Regions from separate parts of the Homo sapiens genome. Here region 2 is linked to region 1. Evidence: chromatin contacts called from ENCODE Hi-C or POLR2A ChIA-PET data. All regions are on one chromosome and are shown on one strand. Each heading gives the region's core, a stretch centred on a gene start or an enhancer-like site at or near the end of the contact. The rest is flanking DNA. Distances are from core to core; before and after follow the strand shown. Region 1 has its middle 15 kb from the start of BLOC1S4. Region 2 overlaps KIAA0232.

Region 1 (5,440 bases), core at 1,385-3,884:
ACCCCTGAACTCCAGCCTGCTCTCAGGAGAAGCAAATTCTCCGCGTGCTCTCAAGCTGTCCTGTCCGTGTGTATATGTGCGTCGGAGGGCCAGGTGGGCTTTCCCCCAGCAGCGGCAGGCAGGAGGCGTCCTCTTCTTCAAGGCTCCAGGGCCACCTCCTCTGAGGTTTGGTGAGCACAGAGGGAACCCCGTGTGCACCGGGCTGACCGCACACTGCCACTCACTGAACTCCCCTGGAGATCCCAGCAGGTGGCCAGAGGGGAGACTGAGGCCTAGAGAGGGTAAGACACCTGCCCAGGGCCACCCTGTTAGAAACTGGCAGGGCCAGGACTGGGCCTCAGGTCCGTCTGGGGACCCTCCTGCCCACCCTGTGCTGGTCTTCAACGGGCCGGTTTTTCAGGGAGTCCTGTGGCATCACCCAGCAGCTTGCTGGTTCTGAGGAGTGTGACGTCTCTCCAGAGAGGTCTGGGGGCCCAGTGCAAAGATCACAGGCCTGCACCACCCTACGTGTGCGTGACCCCAAGCAGGTCAGCCTCTCTGGGCCTCAGTTTCCTCAGCTGTGAAATGAAGGACTTGGCTGGGCTGACTTTCAGTTCCTGTTTGGTTCTGAGCATCCTAGCTTTTTCCCATGCCCGAGGCTTCCCTGAGAAGGAGGCACTTTTCCAACAGGTTGACTGTACCTGGCTCCCTGGGCCAGGAGCTGGAGGCTTTAAAAGCAAAATAAGAACTTGGTGAGTCCTCCCGGGCTGCTCCCGCCTGCCTTCCTGCGGCCTGGCCACTGCGGGCTGCCTGGAGAGCTCCCAGCCATCAGCCCACGCCCAGCTGCAAGAACAGCTGAGTCACCCTGACGGGGCCAGTCACCCTGAGATCCAAGCAGGCCTCAGCAGAGCCGAGTGACCACCTGGGCTGGCCCAATTCGGTGCTTGGCTCTCTGGAAGGGCACCTTCATGAGAAGCCACTAGGTCAGACAGGGCCCCCCGTCCCCAGCACTGGGGAGAAACCACAGCGGCAGCCCCTCAGGATGCAGAGAGACCTGGGGGTCCCCTCGGGGTCCCTTCTGGTTACCAGCACTTTAGGCTTAAGCAGAAAGTGTCGTGGGCCCTTGTTTCTTAGGTTTGATGTCAAGAAAGCAGAAGGTGGATTTGGAGCGTAATATCTGGAGATCCATGAACCGGGAGGATCAGAGATCCTACCCATGATCCTACCCATGGGCGCGGTGGCTGATGCCTGTATTCCCAGCACTTTGGGAGGCCAAGGCAGGTGGATCACTTGAGGTCAGGAGTTCAAGACCAGCCTGGTCAACATGGTGAAACCCTGTCTCTGCTAAAAATACAAAAATTCGTAGGGCGTGGTGGCATGCGCCTGTAATCCCAGCTATTCTGGAGGCTGAGGTGAGAATCGCTTGGACCCAGGAGATGGAAGTTGCAGTGAGCCAAGATCGTACCATTGCACTCCAGCCTGGGTGACAGAGTGAGACTCCATCTAAAAAAAAAGAAAGAAAAGGAAAGGAAAGAAAAGAAAAGAAAAGAGATCCCACCTGTGCACCCATTGAAGACCAGTGCACCGTGTGCATGGGGGCCCCCAGACAGGCCTGCGGCTGAGTCCTGGCCCTGCCACCTTCTAACAGGGTGTCCCTGGGCAGGTGTCTTACCCTCTCTGTGCCTCAGCAGGAGAAGTCATAATAACAGAAATAATGGCGATGTTGCCTGGCCAGTGAGCCCTGTGCCCTCCTGGCCATCCCCGTCTCTTGATCTCTCCCTGACTCTGTCTGCAGGGTACCCCCTCTGCAGAAGGCCTCCCTCACCCTCCCCTGCCTCACTGGGTCTGTGCTCCCATCACTGCCCGCGCCCTTAAACCCGGGACCCTCTTTACCGTTCCACCTTCACTAGCACGGCGGGTCCCTGAAAGCAGCCCCTGCTCTGCACCCCGTTCTTTTCTCGGGGCCTGTGGCAGTGCCTGCACGCCAGCTGAACTCGGCAGACATAACTGAGCACAGAAAGTGTCCTGTGCAGTAAGTTTACTTTCAACAATTTTTCAGAGAGGTGTGTAACTTCTCCAAGAGTACACAGCCGGAAAAAGGCAGAATTTGAACTGGCCTCCTCCTAGGAGTTGGCTCTTCTTGTTCCATGAATCTCAGAGCCAGCTGCACATGAGGAGAGGCGCCTGTGTGTGCTTCTGTCTGTGGGACGGGGCGGCTACAGGCATGAGCTCCAGGGGCAGGGACCCTGAACTGGCGAATACCGTGCTGTCATTGTGGAACCAGAGGGTGAGAGCCCCTTGTCTCTCCCAAAGGGTCCCCTTCCTCCTCTAGGCAACCCTAACATCTTGTACAAAATGCTACCAGTAAGCGCAGTGGGGAGGCTATAATTAGGGCAGCCCAGATTTACTGGGTAGACTAGGAGACCCTGGCGAATTTCACCCCTCTGAGCAAAGGCCCTGTCACCTGGCCATTGGAGGCAATAAGACCCGCCCCCACCCCCATCTGATGATCGCACTTCCGCTACAAGCTCTCTGACAAAGGGTGGCCCACCCTCGGCTTGCACATGTCCAGTGGCTGGGAACCGCTCTACTTCCCCAGGGTGACAGATGGTGAGCAGTGACTTCTAATAGGTAGCTTCGATCCCAACCCCGCCAGGAGGCTGAATCCCTTTGGGCCCCAAGAACTGGAGAGCTCCACAAATTCGAACAACTCAGAGCGAGCGAGCTGTTTTCTCCTGAACATTGAGAGAGCTTGCTTGTTTGGGAAGACAGATTCAAAGGCAGATTCTTCGCTGGCAGAGTTATTTCTTTGGCAGTTATCTGCCTTGAGCAGAAGTGGCTTTGGGACACCCAGACAGCCCTGCAGGCTTGTGAGCCCAGATAAATGTCAAGTCCACGCCCACGGTAGGCTACGACAAAACACCCTGGGTGGAGGAGGCGAGTTTAGAGGTGGCTACTGCGACACTGAAGACAATTTTCTTCCCCAAACGAGTTGGGTTGTTCTCGTGTGATCCTAGCCAGATGGCAAGAAGATACCACTAAGGGCATTTAGAGAAAATCTTAAACGATTTTGTTTGACTTTAAAAAATCCATTCTCGGAGCTCAGCAAATGAAGTCGTTTTTCTTTCCTGCTTTTTTTTTTTTTTTTTAACTCTGATGTCATTTTGTTTTTTCTCAAAAATTTTTCACATTACAAACATCGTGTGTGTCTATTGTAGATAGCATGAAAAACTCAGTGCAACATAAAGAACAAAATAAAAATAATCTTCGATCCATCACCCAGAAACAACTGCTGTTATAATAACGTTTGGATGAACTCTGTTTCTCATCAGTAGAGTTATACTTTTATCACTTTTTTTATTTTTTATTTATTTATTTTTTGAGACAGAGTCTCACTATTTTGCCCAGGCTGGAGTGCAGTGGTGTAATCTAGGCTCACCGCAACCTCCGCCTCCCAGGTTCAAGCGATTCTCATGCCTCACCCTCCCGAGTAGCTGGGACTACAGGTGTGCACCACCATGCCTGGCTAATTTTTGTATTTTTCGTAGAGACAGGGTTTCACTGTGTTGGCCGGGCTGGTCTCAAACTCCTGGCCTCAAGCAATCCGCCCACCTTGGCTTCTCAAAGTGCTGGGATTACAGCCGTGAACCACCACGCCTGGCCAAGTTATACTTTTAAAAAAAGAGTACATAGGTTCACAGAATAGGCAGTGAGAAAACAAAATTTAAAAAATGAAACAAAGAGCACATTCTATCTCTTCTATCCACTGCATCTGAAGGACAGAGCTGCCAATGAGACGGACAAGGTCTACCCTCTTAGAGCTTGCAGCTTAGAGGGGAGACAGAAAATAAACATATAAGTTAACATTCGGATTGTTTCCAATTTTCCTCTGTTACAAACACCACTGCAGTGATTTTAGCCAAGTGTCTGAATACTCATGCGTTGATTGCCTGAGAAACTCTCTAAAAGTGGGATTTATGAGATGGGTTTTTTGCATTCCATAAAAAATCTCTGTAATGATCACCTTTATGCATATTTGTATGAAAATTATGTTGATATTATCTGATAAGTACCTCTTCTGCCTGCATTAGACACTTTTCAATATAGATTTTTTAGATCAGAAGGGATTTTACAGGGTTTCTGTCTAGGCGAACCCCTCATCCCTCTCCAGCATCACAGCTTACATAACCCCAGGAATGGAGAGCTCACTCCTTCCTCAGAAAGTTCATTCTATTTGCATGGCTCTGCCTCTGGGAAACGTTCCTTTATATTGACATAAAACAGATCCTCCTGGGCTTCCACTAGTGACCCCGGTTCCTGAGCCTGCACAGAGCAGATCCAGGCCTCATCCCCGCACCCACCCTGCTGGGCTGGAGGTCAGCTCCACAGCCCCTCGAGGTCCTCCCTTTATGCGCACTGCTTGCCTGGCTCTCACCCACTGCTGAACGGCAGTTCCTTTCTTGGGACTCCACTCCAGGACTGCCTCGCCTCCCCCAGGGAGGCTTCCCTGACCACCCCTCCCCAGGGAGTAGTGGGCTCTGCACCTGGCCTCTGTCCCTGCCTCCATGGAAGCCCTTCTCATGGCCTGCCCCCCCTCCCTGGGCTGCACCCTGCCACAGGGCCATCTCTGCAGGCAGCAGGCACTGGATGAAAACCTGTTGCATGAATGAGTGGAGGACGGGATTCTAGTGTCTGTATCTCTGACAACTTCCGTGACTGCGGCATTCCCTGTGTTGGATGCAGGCCACTGTCCTCCACTGTAAAATGGACACACAATCAGCTTTCTGCTCTTGTTGGTCCACTTGTTAGTTTACTTAACAAGAAGTGCTCACTCAACAAGTCCTGGGAGCCCACACTGTCCTGGGAACTGAGGACACAGGGCAAGCAGGGCAGGACAGGTCCTGGCCCCGGGGTGCTCCAAGTCTAATGGAAATAGGTAAATAAGCATTAGCTCCATCAGTGAGGTCTAGAAAGGAGCTATGCAGGCACTGGACAGAGAATTCCAGGGAAGCAGCTCCTAATGTGGCGGGGGCAGCCACCCAAGGAAGTGGGTGTTCCAGCGGAGGACGATCCAAATGCGGCGGGGCAGCTGCCCAGGGAAGTGGGTGTTCCAGCGGAGGGCGATCTTCACGTGAAAAAGCCAGGGGCAGGATTCCAGGCCCAGGGAACAGCAGGTGTGAAGGTCTTGAGGTGGGACAAAGCCAGGGTGACCCCAAAAATGGATGAGAGGCCATGGGACTGGCCTTGGCATATTCATTAAATCAAGGTTCATCGAGCAGCGGTGTGTGCCAGGCCTGGGGCTGATGGTGCGTTCTGGGTACCCTGGAGAGGAGCCTGCCCCACCACTGCTCTGGAAGGGCTTAGAGGTGAATGCGGAAGATCAGATGATCAAATATGTATATATGTGTATGGCAAGGATTCCTGCTAAAGGGGAAACTCAGTCTCTCTCCTGCCTATGTCC
Region 2 (5,440 bases), core at 392-2,891, 110 kb before region 1:
CTTGATTCTATAAAACAACTTGGGGTGTACTGCCATCTTAATAGTATTGTTTTCTGATCACAAACATGGGATGTTTTCTATTTATTTAGGTCTTCTTTGATTTCTTTCAAAGATGCTTTATAGTTTTTGGTGCACAAGTCTTGCACTTTTGTCAAATTTTTTCTTAAGCATATTCTTTTTTATACTATTGCAAATGGAGTTTTTTCTTAATTTCATTCCTTAGGATTTTCTCTATATTCTAAACAAGATCATGTCATATGTGACTAGAGTCTTACTTCTTCCTTTTCAATCTGTATGTCTTTTCCTTACCTAACTGCCCTCTTAATGCTGATTTATAAAAAAAGTTTATGTATTTCATCTTTGAAAATGTCTTCACACAAATAGAAATTGCCAAATGCTGGTATTAATCCACAAGCATGAGTTTAACTGAACATATTTGGTTAGAAGGCATTTATAGAATTCTGTTAAATTTGTATCTTGATATTTGCCTTCTAGCATGTCAGTATATTGTAGATTAATACTAAGGAATGAAAGTTAATGAAAGCGCCTTGCTAACTTAAGTAGGCAAATAGATTTTGAGATAAAGAAATTTCCTTTGCACTGCGTATCCAGTATGAAAAATGCTGCTGGAAGAGCAGTTTGAGCCTGGACAACTTACCCATGATAAATTTGTGTGGGGATGGAGATTTCACTTCTTGTTTTAACTTTTGACAGAACAAAAAATGTATGAAGCAGCCTGACATTATTTATGATTCAAATAATGTTAGAGTGACTTTATCACATTATTTAGGTTGAATTAAGAAACATCACATCTGTAGCAAAAGCTACATAAACAACAGTATATATCACACACACTTGTTTGCATTCTGTTCTTTATACTTGTATTTGAGAGGTCCCTCATGCTGTTTTTTTAAGGCTTAATGTACTACGTTAATGTACCATAACTTAACCAAAATTTAACAGCATTGAATTGTTAATCACAGCTTAAAGAAATGAGTATAAAAAGAACCAAGATATTTCTATCTCACTTATTGTTATCCTTTTAGTCTCCTATCCTGTACTATTAAAAGTCTGCTTATGACTGGGGGCGATGGCTCATGTCTGTAATCCCAGCACTTTGGGAGGCAGAGGTGGGTGGATCACGAGGTTAGGAGTGTCTCAAAAAAAAAAAAAAAGTCTGCTTATACATAAACATAAAATATTAGACATTTGTCAAATAGTTACTCAGTCCTAATCTTAAAGAAACAACATAATTATCAAGTACCAAAAGCAGATACAACTAAGGAACTCCCCAGCATGAGAGTCTATTATCAGGTACTTTTCTAGACACTACAGGGAGGTCACGTAAGGCTAGAGTTCTGATTGACTTTTCCATGCTGTCTTTATCAAAAGGGAGATTGGGAACTGGGGGAGAAAAAGCACACGCCACTTGGAAATACACCAGCAGTCACTGGAGGCTAGCTGCTGAGCATACGCCCCTGCCTCACAGTGCCTAAATGACCAAAACCACAATGTGTCTGCATGGGATTAACACTACCCCCATCATCCCTTTGGCCACAAAGATTGGCTCAGAGAGAGGCACGTGGCCAATCAGAAATGCACATTTCATGGTCCTTGCTGGGAATGCGGGGAACATGACCTCTGGACAGTGTGTGAGAATATGATCCCAGAAGCATGCTCATTGTCACCACCCTTTACCCTACAAGGAGCTGGCTGCAAAACCAAGCTGACAAAAAGAGGTAGGCAGAGAGGCAGAGCAGAAGCCTGAATGACACTGGGAAGCTCTGAATCAAACCTAACAGGGGCCAGCCCAACTTCTGGACTTTTAGTTATTTGAGTCTTTTTTCCCCCGTAAGCCAATTTAGGCCAAACTTTGGGTTGCTTGTGAATGAGATACAGTCAGATTCTGAGGAGAGCATTCAGTAATAAATCCACTGATATATTGCTCAAAATAACCCCTATTTGCCCCTAAAAAATGAGCCGCTCCAATCAAACAAGCATAATTTCAGGTTAACTATATTCCTGTTTTTCCTACTAGGTCTTCAGCCCACAGTGATGACCTCCTCACTGACCTACCTGTCTGCCCACTGCCATGCCATTAAGTCCTGCTGGCTAAACTCGATCTACAGGTCTTTTGTCTCTAGGACATAACTAGAAATGCCCTCACACAGCACATCAGTCTCTTCAGGGTCTGTTTCCTGCGGGCCTGCCCCACTCTGACCTTCGACTACCCCCTCCTCAGCATACTCTTTTCTGACCTTACAGCATCAGGCCCCTCCTATTTCTGTGTCTTTGTACACACTATTCCTTTATACACACTATTCCTTTATTCTTCCTTCAAGGTGATTCCTAAACTGGCAGTTGTCACTCAGGGACCATCCCTAGTTTTCTCTGTATTGATGCATTCACATTTGCACATAAAAGCAGAAATGTCAGTTTTAAAACATGGGATATTTATATTTAAAACTTCTCTATTCCATGAGAACATTTTACACACACAAAAAGTGTTAATGGTGTCTTGGGAAGTATAGGAATTTGTGTACCCATCATTAGCACCAACTCTCACTCTGAAATTATTTTCATATTCCTTATATGTAAAATTTTATATATTTTCTTCTGCCTAACGTAAGTGCTAATGCAAAATCTAAACCTGACGGTGATGGGAAAAAATTTAATCAATTTTCATATAAGAGCTAAAATTAATCTTATTAATCAATGTCATTCCTAGAAGCTTGAAAGGAAGAATCCTTAGCTTTATTTATTTTATTTCTGAGACAGAGTCTTGCTCTGTAACCCAGGCTGGAGTGTAGTGGCGTGATCTTGGCTCATTGCAACCTCTGCCTCCTGGGTTCAAGAGATTCTCGTGCCTTAGCCTGAGTAGCTGGGATTGCAGGCATGCGCCACCACACCTGGCTAATTTCTGTATTTTTAGTGGAGATGGGGTTTTGCCATGTTGGCTGGGCTGGTCTTGAACTCCTGGCCTCAAGTGATCTGCCCGCCTCGGCCTCCCAGAGTGCTAGGATTACAGGCGTGAGCCACCTCACCTGGCCAGCTTTATTTATTTTAAACGTATCAATTCATAAACTACCAAAAACATGTATTAGCTTCAAGCAACCTTTATAACAATTTTGAAATGGACTTTGTCTCAAAAAAAAAAAAAAAAAAAAAAGCTGCTTTGAAAGTACAAGTCAGTTCCACCCCAACATCAATCCTCACAGGTAACTACTGTCAACAGTTGGCATATATCTTAACAGATTTATTTTAAATGTGGAATTTATCCCACATAGCAGAGTATATACAATGTAAATGTACAGTTTTAAGAATAATAATATATCTATCAGGTAACAGTCAGACCTAGAATACTCCCAGTAACCTCAGAAGCCTCATCTGTCAAAAGCTATCTTTAGGTGGGGCATATGGTGGCTCATACCTATAATCCTAGCAATTTGGGAGGCAGAGGTGGGCAGATCACTTGAGCCCAGGAGTTTGAGAACAGCCTGGCCAACATTGTGAAACTCTGTCTCCAAGAAAAATACAAAAATTAGCCGGGCATGGTGGTGTCCACCTGCAGTCCCAGCTACTTGGAAGGCTGAGGTGGGAGAATTGCTTGAGCCTGGGAGGCGGAGGCTGCAGTGAGCAGAGATCACGCCACTGTGCTCCAGTTTGGGTGACAGAGTAAGACCCTGTCTCAAAAAAAAAAAAAAAAAGCTATCTTTGTTACCCTCATACTTACTAGTTCGGGTAAGATCTTTTAGAATGGAGATAATTTTTCTCAGAATCTGAAAGGTATTGCTCCATAGACTCTCAAATGCAACACTACAGGTTAGAAATCCTAATTCTACAGAATGGGAGTAAATTTTTGCAATCTATCCATCTGACAAAGGGCTAATATCCAGAATCTACAAAGAACTTAAACAAATTTACAAGAAAAAAACAAACAACCGCCTCTGCCTCTCCCTCTCCCTCTCCCTCCCCCTCCCCCTCTCCCCTTTGCACGGTCTCCCTCTAATGCCCAGCCAAGGCTGGACTGTGCTGCCGCCATCTCGGCTCACTGCAACCTCCCTGCCTGATTCTCCTGCCTCAGCCTGCCCGGTGCCTGGGATTGCTGGCACGCGCCGCCCACGCCTGACTGGTTTTTGTATTTTTTGGTGGAGACGGGGTTTCGCCGTGTTGGCTGTGCTGGTCTCCAGCTTCTGACCGCGAGTGATCTGCCAGCTTCGGCCTCCCGAGGTGCCGGGATTGCAGACGGAGTCTCGCTCACTCAGTGCTCAATGTTGCCCAGGCTGGAATGCAGTGGCGTGATCTCGGCTCGCTACAACCTCCACCTCCCAGCCGCCTGCCTTGGCCTCCCAAAGTGCCGAGACTGCAGCCTCTGCCTGGCCGCCACCCCGTCTAGGAAGTGAGGAGCGTCTCTGCCCAGCCGCCCATCGTCTGGGATGTGAGGAGCCCCTCTGCCCGGCCGCCCAGCCTGGGAAGTGAGGAGCGCCTCTTCCCGGCCGTCATCCCGTCTAGGAAGTGAGGAGCCTCTCTGCCCGGCCGCCCATCGTCTGGGATGTGGGGAGCACCTCTGCCCAGCCGCGACCCCATTTGGGAACTGAGGAGCGTCTCTGCCCCGCCGCCAACCCGTCTGGGAGGTGAGGAGCGTCTGTGACCCGCCGCCCCTTCTGAGAAGTGAGGAGCCCCTCCGCCCGGCAGCCGCCCCGCCTGGGAAGTGAGGAGCCCCTCCGCCCCGCCAGCCGGCCCGTTCGGGAGGTGGGGGGCAGCCCCCGCCCGGCCGCTGCCCCGTCTGGGAGGTGGGGGCCCCTCTGCCCGGCCGCCACCCCGTCTGGGAGGTGTACCCAACAGCTCATGGAGAATGGGCCATGATGACGATGGCGGTTTTGTCGAATAGAAAGGGGGGAAGTGTGGGGAAAAGAAAGGGAGATCAGATTGTTACCGTGTCTGTGTGGAAAGAAATAGACAGGAGACTCCATTTTGTTCTGTACTAAGAAAAATTCTTCTGCCTTGGGATGCTGTTAATCTATAACCTTGCCCCCAACCCCGTGCTCTCTGAAACATGTGCTGTGTCCACTAAGGGTTAAATGGATTAAGGGCGGTGCAAGATGTGCTTTGTTAAACAGAGGCTTGAAGGCAGCATGCTCCTTAAGAGTCATCACCGCTCCCTAATCTCACGTACTCAGGGACACAAACACTGCGGAAGGCGGCAGGGCCCTCTGCCTAGGAAAACCAGAGACCTTTGTTCACATGTTTATCTGCTGACCTTCCCTCCACTATTGTCCTACGACCCTGCCAAATCCCCCTCTCCGAGAAACACCCAAGAATGATCAATAAATACTAAAAAAAAAAAAAAGAAAAGAAAAAAAAAAAAGAAAAAGGACAAACAACCCTTAATACAATTATTAAGCACAATAGAGTGAGAAACAAAGAAATCAGGAAAAAG

What was found. A loop is a pair of places that touch in the nucleus more often than their neighbours do. ChIA-PET counts read pairs that join two places held with the same protein, here RNA polymerase II (POLR2A). Pooled maps may share reads with other maps.
Region 2: POLR2A ChIA-PET joins it to region 1 with 12 read pairs in activated T-cell. The contact joins two enhancer-like sites. A Hi-C loop is called at or near these places in 1 of 50 pooled maps. POLR2A ChIA-PET finds 5 or more read pairs at or near these places in 6 of 52 experiments (PC-9, WTC11, activated CD8-positive, alpha-beta memory T cell and 2 more).

What each region holds. Positions count from the first base shown.
Region 1 is chr4:6,728,190-6,733,629 of GRCh38, reverse strand. No RefSeq gene overlaps it. Among named protein-coding and RNA genes, the nearest start is that of BLOC1S4, 15 kb to the right of the region's middle. RefSeq lists enhancers at 1-886, 298-1,497. Within about 2 kb of position 2,634, at least 3 of the 41 ENCODE cell types and tissues checked have a DNase peak (open chromatin) inside an H3K27ac peak, as active enhancers do.
Region 2 is chr4:6,836,457-6,841,896 of GRCh38, reverse strand. All of the region lies in intron 3 of KIAA0232, which reads right to left. Among named protein-coding and RNA genes, the nearest start is that of KIAA0232, 56 kb to the right of the region's middle. Within about 2 kb of position 1,641, at least 5 of the 41 ENCODE cell types and tissues checked have a DNase peak (open chromatin) inside an H3K27ac peak, as active enhancers do.